Linked DNA regions of Homo sapiens: region 2 is linked to region 1. A link is a contact called in ENCODE Hi-C or POLR2A ChIA-PET data. All regions are on one chromosome and are shown on one strand. Each heading gives the region's core, a stretch centred on a gene start or an enhancer-like site at or near the end of the contact. The rest is flanking DNA. Distances are from core to core; before and after follow the strand shown. Region 1 has its middle 19 kb from the start of PPFIA1. Region 2 holds the start of CTTN (cortactin).

Region 1 (3,314 bases), core at 398-2,897:
TGTAGAGATGGGGTTTCATCATGTTGGCCAAGCTGGTCTTGAACTCCTGACCTCAGGTGATCCACCCACCTCAGCCTCCCAGAGTGCTGGGATTACAGGCATGAGCCACTGCGCCCAGCCTTTATTTGCTTCCTTGAAGCGTTTTCCAATGATATAGATCTCACGAATCAGATTCTCTGCAGATGATGCCATATTTCCCGAGAGACCGAGCAATCGCAGTGTTATCTGTCAGGGTAAATCCCTATTTTCACATGATATTTTTCACTGTCATGCCTTAAAGATTACTGGAGAGTCATTCCCTTACGCCATATGTGTCATTTTTGTTGTTGTTTTGAGGCAGAGTCTTGCTCTGTCACCCGGGCTGGTGTGCAGTGGTGCAATGATGGCTCACTGCAGCCTTGAACTCCTGGGCTCAAGCAATCCTCCCATCTCAGCCTCCCAAGTAGCTGGGACCAGGGGCACATGCCACCGCACCCAGCTAATTTTTGTATTTTTAGTGGAAACGGGGTTTCACCCTGTTGCCCAGGCTGGTCTCAAACTCCTGGGCTCAAGCGATGCACCTGTCTCGGCCTCCCAAAGTGCTGGGGTTACAGGCGTGAGCCACTGCGCCCGGCTGGAGTTGTAGGTTGTTAGCCACAGTTTGCTTTCACATGTAGCGGGTATCGGGTTCTTGATCCTGGCTGTTGTCTTTCCACGGCCTTGTGTTCACACTGTGTTCGGAAAGGAAGCTGTGGTCTTACAGGTCTTCACACATCAGTGCTTTATGTGCGCCTTACAGATCTTCACGGATCTGTGCTTTATGTTGCAGGAGGTCAGTAGGTTTAGGTTGGTTGGGTCTCTTCAAATGTGAAAAGTCCCCACATATCAGCCAGGCACAGGGGCTCACACCTGTAATTCCAGCATTTTGGGAGGCTGAGGCAGGCAGATCACCTGAGGTGAAGAGTTTGAGATCAGCCTGGCTAATATGGTGAAACTCCATCTCTACTAAAAATACAAAAATTAGCTGGGCTTGCTGGCGGGCACCTGTAATCCCACCTACTCGGGAGGCTGAGGTTGGGGAATCGCTTGAACGCCGGAGGCAGAGATTGCAGTGAGCGGAGATTGTGCCATTGTACTCCAGCCTGGGCGACACAGTGAAACTATGTCTCAAAAAAAAAAAAAAAAACAGAAAAAGTCACCACATATCAAGGAAACGTGTCCCATGAATGGGGCCTTAAGAGCCTGCTCTTTCATGCTGCATGAGTCCCCTGGCCCCCAGCCCGCCCTCCTCATCTCCCCTCAACCCAACGGCCTAGGACCCCACTGATGCCTCAGGGCCTGGAAGCCTCTCCCGCCACACCTTCTCCTGGTCCTGGGATGGCGAAATGACTGCTCACAATGTGGCCAGGATGGATGGAGGACATCATATTGTTCCTCTAGCCCAGTATTCTGAGAACCCGCTGGCTGTGATTCAGAATAAAGGAGAAATGAGGCCTGTTTCTTGGGCAGTGGAGGTGGGGATTTTTTTTTCTTTTTAATTTGGATTGAAGTTTTTAGCTGTGAGTAATGGTTGGCTTGTGCCAGAGAAGGCGGCACCTGTGCACAAGGATGGAGCCCAGAAGGCCTGAGCCTGGGGTTTAGGAGCCGCTGGGAGAGGCGGAGCTGCAGAAAGGAGCCACGGAGCTCCTGGGAGAGTGGGGCCCGCGTCGTCTCAAGCCAGCAGCCAACACCACCCCCGAGATGGCTCCAGCTGGGACACAAAAGGAACCCATGGTTGTGCCGGGAAGTGTTGCCACAGCAGATTTCCAAGAACTGATTCTCAAAGAGAAGCCAGGCAGGGCTCCCAGCCCTGGCTCTGGGAACGCACAGACTGGGGGCTCCTAAACCCCTGAGCGCCACAGCCTCCCCGGGGAAGCCGGACCCTGTTAGCTCGTTGCACTCGATGGCTCCAGGCTTTTCACATGGGCGGAATGGAATGAACACGTGTGGGAATCATGACGAGGATTCCCAAGCCGCTTCCCAACATGGTAAAGTTGTAGGGTAGAACATTCCCACTGCAGACAAAGGCGTTCCTCACCCAAGCCTGAGCACACAGATGGTTAGAAATAGCCCAGGGCCACGTGGTGGGGGGGGGGGGGGGGCGCCTGTAGTCCCAGGAGACCAGGCAGGAGAATCGCTTGAACCTGGGAGGTGGAGATTGCAGTGAGCCGAGATCATGCCACTGCACTCCAGCCCGGGCAGCAGAGGGAGATTCCATCTCAAAAAAAAAAAAAAGAAAGAAAGAAAAAAAAGAAAAAAGAAAGAAAAAAAGTAGCTCAGGGCCGAAGTAGAGTGGGAGAAGGGCCCAAGGGCAGGGGTGGCCTTGGGGTCAGGAGGCAGGACTTTCATCGTACTGCAAGCAGGGCCAGAGAGGCAGTCTATCCACGTGCCTCCATCTGTGTGTACTCCTGTCTCGGTCTCCAGCACGAAGCAGGTGCTTGGCCATCATTTTGGGGAAACTACTGCCCATGGGGGCCTCCTAGGTTCCCAGCCAAGGTGTCTGAGCAGCTGTTTGCTTTGTGCTCTCGGCTCTATAGGCCAAGCAGGCTAAATCCACTTGAACTACAGTAATTCCTTCCTCCTGTGCTGGCTGGACACCTCACTGTGACACAGCACACCCTGCGGTCTCCTTTGGACTAGGCAAAGAAGGGTCCAGATCACCGCACAGGACCTTGTTCATTTAGGTGACAATGATCTCTTGAGGGTCTACAAAGGAAGAACTGGGAAGGCAGTATCTGGGGAGAACGTGAGCCTTAAACACAAACGACACCCATGATTTCCTTCATTACTAGGTGAGACGTGCCCCACAGAACAAGGACAGGGTGCAAGGAGAGCTGACAACTGGGGCGAACCACACTGCAAGCACTGAGCTAGTCTGATGGGGGAGGGCGGTGGGCAAGTGGGCTCTGTGATGGCAGCGCAAGAGGGAAGACCCGGCCCCCACTCTCATTCTTAGCTGCATCCTGGCAAACTCAGGCCATAGTCCAGAGGCCCCTTTCCTCCATCCTACTGAGCAGCCAGTGGGGTTGGAGGGGGCATGAGATGTGGCCCCTGCCCCAAGACAGAGACAATAACACAAACATCTTCACACCACAGGGGGCCCTAAATTTTTGATCAAGCACTTTGACCACTAAGTAAATTTTGAGTGCCTTCCTGTAAGTAGTAGGTGAATAGTGGCCCTCAAAAAGATATGTTCATGTCCCAACCTTTGGTACCTGTGAATACAACCTTGTGTACAATAAGGGTCTTTGGCCGGGCACGGTGGCTCACACCTGTAATCCCAGCACTTTGAGAGG
Region 2 (3,314 bases), core at 343-2,842, 150 kb before region 1:
CTAATATCAAAACAACCCTGCCTCCCCAACTTTTTATTGAGTCCCACTTAAAAGACTCTTCCTTGTTCCTTGAGTATCTGGCGAATACTTCTCTAACCAGAGGAGAAACAGGACTGACTCAGTGCTCTGGAGCCAGTGACTCACCCACACGGTCAAACACGTGAATGGAGACAGGGGCAGGCGGCCAGCCCCTCCTGCGCCACGGCCTTGGGCCCGGCCGGGCTTGAGGGCTGGATCATGCCTGAAGGACCTAGTGGGTGAAGTCCCCCCGACAGAGCCTGCGCAGCCAAGTCAACACTGAGCCCAAAGGGAGCGCATGGGATTCCAGGGAGCGCTCACCGGATGCCTCCGGAGCTTCCTTCAGCAGAAAATGAATTCCTCCCCAAGGGGCCCCAAACGTCCACAGATTCCAGCGGGAGGAAGCCCTGTCCCTTCTCACCCAAGGCCTTCCAGCTTCAGGGATCAGGCATCCCTTAGACTATCCAGGTGATGGAAACGTAACAGAAAGCCCCAAAGCACCGTTCTGGTGATTTTAAACACACCCCGAAGGAGGGACGGTTCCAAATTTAGAGCCTCACGACTAGCTGCAGCCGCGCCTCGCTGCCTCCACTGACCTGATTGCAAAACCTCCGCTCAGGTGCAGGCCGGGCGGATCCCCAGCTGCTCCGCCACGTCCCACAGCGAGCCCCTCAAAGTCGCGCACCCCAACCGCCTTGACCCCGCGGACCCCATCCCTTTTCCCTGCGCCTGGATCCCTTCCCCTGGAGCCCCAATCCCCTCCCCTCGGACCCTATACCTTTCCTCCGAGCCCCGACCCCTTCCCCTCGAACCCCAATTCCCTTCCCTCGGACCCCATCCCAGTAGCTCTGCGCCTGGACCCCTTCCCGTCAGACCCCAATCTCCTCCCCTCGGACCTCATCCCTTTCCCTCTGCACCCAGACACCTCCCTCTCAGACCCCTCGCCCTTTCCTTGAGACCCCCCACACCCACCTTCCTTGGCCCCTCGAACCCCGGCCCCCTCCGCTCAGACCCCCGAACCCCACAGGCCCAGCCCCTCTCCCTCGGGCCCTAATACCCTCCCCCTCGGAGCCCATCCCCCTCTCCTATTCCCTCGGACCCAAGACCCCTCCCAGCCTGGCCCCTCTCCTGCCCTGGAGCCCCCCGGCGCCCAGGGACCCTCCCCTCAGAGCTGATACCCCAATTTGGCCCCTTTCTAACCTTCCTCCGCGGACCCCAGCCCCAAGCCCTCCGTGCCCCCTTGCCCCCTGCCCGGCCTCCTTGGGCCCAGACCCGTCCTCGTGGCCCTCGCGGACCCCCGGCCCTCGCCCTGCCCCGCCCCAGGCCGGGAAAGCCTCGCCACTCTGCCCCGGCCCCCGAAACCGCAAGCGGAAGAGCGGTGAGACCGCTGCGGCCGCCGCTTCCTTCCCCTTTCGCGGCCAGGCGACGCCACAGGAGGGAAGAAGCAGAGCCCGGCCTGCACCCCGGGCGGACGCCGCGCTCGCTCACCGCCGCCTGGGGTCGGTCCGGCCCGGGTCGGCCCTGGATTCCGCCGCGCCAGCCGCTCCCAGGCACCAGGCTCTACTTCCGGTTCCGAGGGCGGGGGCGGGGCCGCATCCGGGTCCCCGCGCGACCCCGCCCCCTGCCCCGCCTCCTCCCGCGTCTTGGCCCGCAAGAGTCCCGGGGGTCCGCCCGCAGCTGGCTAAGCGCTAGCCCGGCCTGTGGCGAGTCTGCAGAGCTCGCCCGGAAGTAGCGTTGCGCGCGCAGAGGATGGGCGCTGAGCAGCACACAGCCCGCGGCGGGGTCTCAGGATCCGCGGCGCTGCCCGGGGCCGGGGGAAGGAAGCCAGCCGAGGAGACGCACGTGCCCTGAGTCCGGGAGCGGGGAGCCTCTTCATCTCTCCATCCTCCCTCCGCGCGCGCCCTCAGCCGTCCTCGTCCGCTCACCATGCACCTCCCCTCCAAGAAAGGGCCACATGCGTGCCAGGGACGCGAGCCCCGGCCACAGGGACATAGCAGCCTAGAAGGTGAGTCAAGCGTTAAACCACATGGGTACTCACCTGGGAAATGAGATAAATGCCAAGAAGTGAGAGTTTCATAACATCGTATTGGGGAGACGGTAGGACCTGAACCCCTGGGAGACCAGAGGTTTCTTTGGGCGATTCACATGTTAGCCAAGATGTGAAGGCCCTATAAGAGTAAACAAGGTAAGGAGGGAAGAATTTTCCAGGCAGGCCAACAGCAGGTTCCAACAGCAGGGCCAACAGAGGTCCCAAGGCAGGAACGGTCTTGCAGCAGGGGAACTGGAGGAGGCTCAGCTCAGCATGGTAGAGGGCTAGTGGTGCAGCGGAGCTGTGGTGTGAGAGGGGCCAGGTCATGCAGAGGCCGATAGAGCACAGCGAAGACCTCGGTCTTTATTCTGGGAGACACGGGAAGTCCTCGGAGGAAGTTAAGCTGATAAGAGACATCATGAAGTTTGGGCCAGGCGCAGTGGCCCACGCCTGTAATCATAACACTTTGGGAGGCTGACATGGGAGGATCGCCTAAGGCCAGGAGTTCGAGACCAGCCTGGTCAGCATAGTGAGACCCTCGCCCCCGCCCGCCATCGCTAAATAAATAAATAAGACATAATGAAGTTTGAATTGTAATGAGATCACTCTGGCTGCTGTGTGGAAGATGGATGGGAGAAGGGCCAGGTAGAGCCTAATGTAGCCAATTCGGGCAGACCGCTGGTGGCAGGTAAGATGGGGAGAAGTGGATAGATGCAAGAGGCATTTAGAAAGCTAAACTGTCAGATGTGAGGATGAATTGGAAGTGCGGGTGGCGGAAGGAAATGTCAGGTGTTGACCATTTTTTTAAAGGTAAAATCATGACCTTCATACACATATAAAATGAACACGTCAAATATTTTATTTAACTCGATAATGAATACATCATAAGTTGTTACAAATTGTTTAAAGAATTTGGCCAGATGCAGTGCCTCGCGCCTGTAATCCCAACACTTTGGGAGGCCAAGGCAGGAGGATTGCTGGAGGTCAGGAATTTGAGACCAGCCTGGGCAGCATGGCAAGACCCTGTCTCTACCAAAAAAAAAAAATTTTTTTTAAGAAAAAAATTAGCCAGGCATGGTGACGTTTACCTGTGGTCCCAGCTATTCTGGAGGCTGAGGCAAAAGGACCGCTCCGGCACGGGCAACAGAAACCCTGTGTCAAAAAAAAAAAAAACGGAAGACGAATGCTGAAATGAATTTGCAAAAACTGCTCTATCTCTAGTGCAAAGGTCAATTGCATTTAACTGGACACAGCTAATTTGCATTTT

What was found. A loop is a pair of places that touch in the nucleus more often than their neighbours do. ChIA-PET counts read pairs that join two places held with the same protein, here RNA polymerase II (POLR2A). Pooled maps may share reads with other maps.
Region 2: a pooled map shows a loop between it and region 1 (3-fold over the local background). The contact joins the promoter of CTTN here to the enhancer-like site in region 1. A Hi-C loop is called at or near these places in 1 of 168 maps with a recorded cell type or tissue (dorsolateral prefrontal cortex) and 2 of 50 pooled maps. POLR2A ChIA-PET finds 5 or more read pairs at or near these places in 2 of 52 experiments (AG04449 and WTC11).

Annotation. Positions count from the first base shown.
Region 1 is chr11:70,250,409-70,253,722 of GRCh38, reverse strand. No RefSeq gene overlaps it. Among named protein-coding and RNA genes, the nearest start is that of PPFIA1, 19 kb to the left of the region's middle. Within about 2 kb of position 1,647, at least 3 of the 41 ENCODE cell types and tissues checked have a DNase peak (open chromatin) inside an H3K27ac peak, as active enhancers do; they include dorsolateral prefrontal cortex, where a contact is called at or near this core.
Region 2 is chr11:70,396,807-70,400,120 of GRCh38, reverse strand. CTTN (cortactin) reads right to left here and starts at 1,592. Exons shown (of 18, transcript NM_005231.4): 1 at 1,507-1,592. CTTN-DT (CTTN divergent transcript) reads left to right here and starts at 1,659. Exons shown (of 3, transcript NR_186321.1): 1 at 1,659-2,023. RefSeq lists silencers at 666-735, 1,317-1,826, 1,927-1,976, 3,074-3,262 and an enhancer at 2,227-2,296.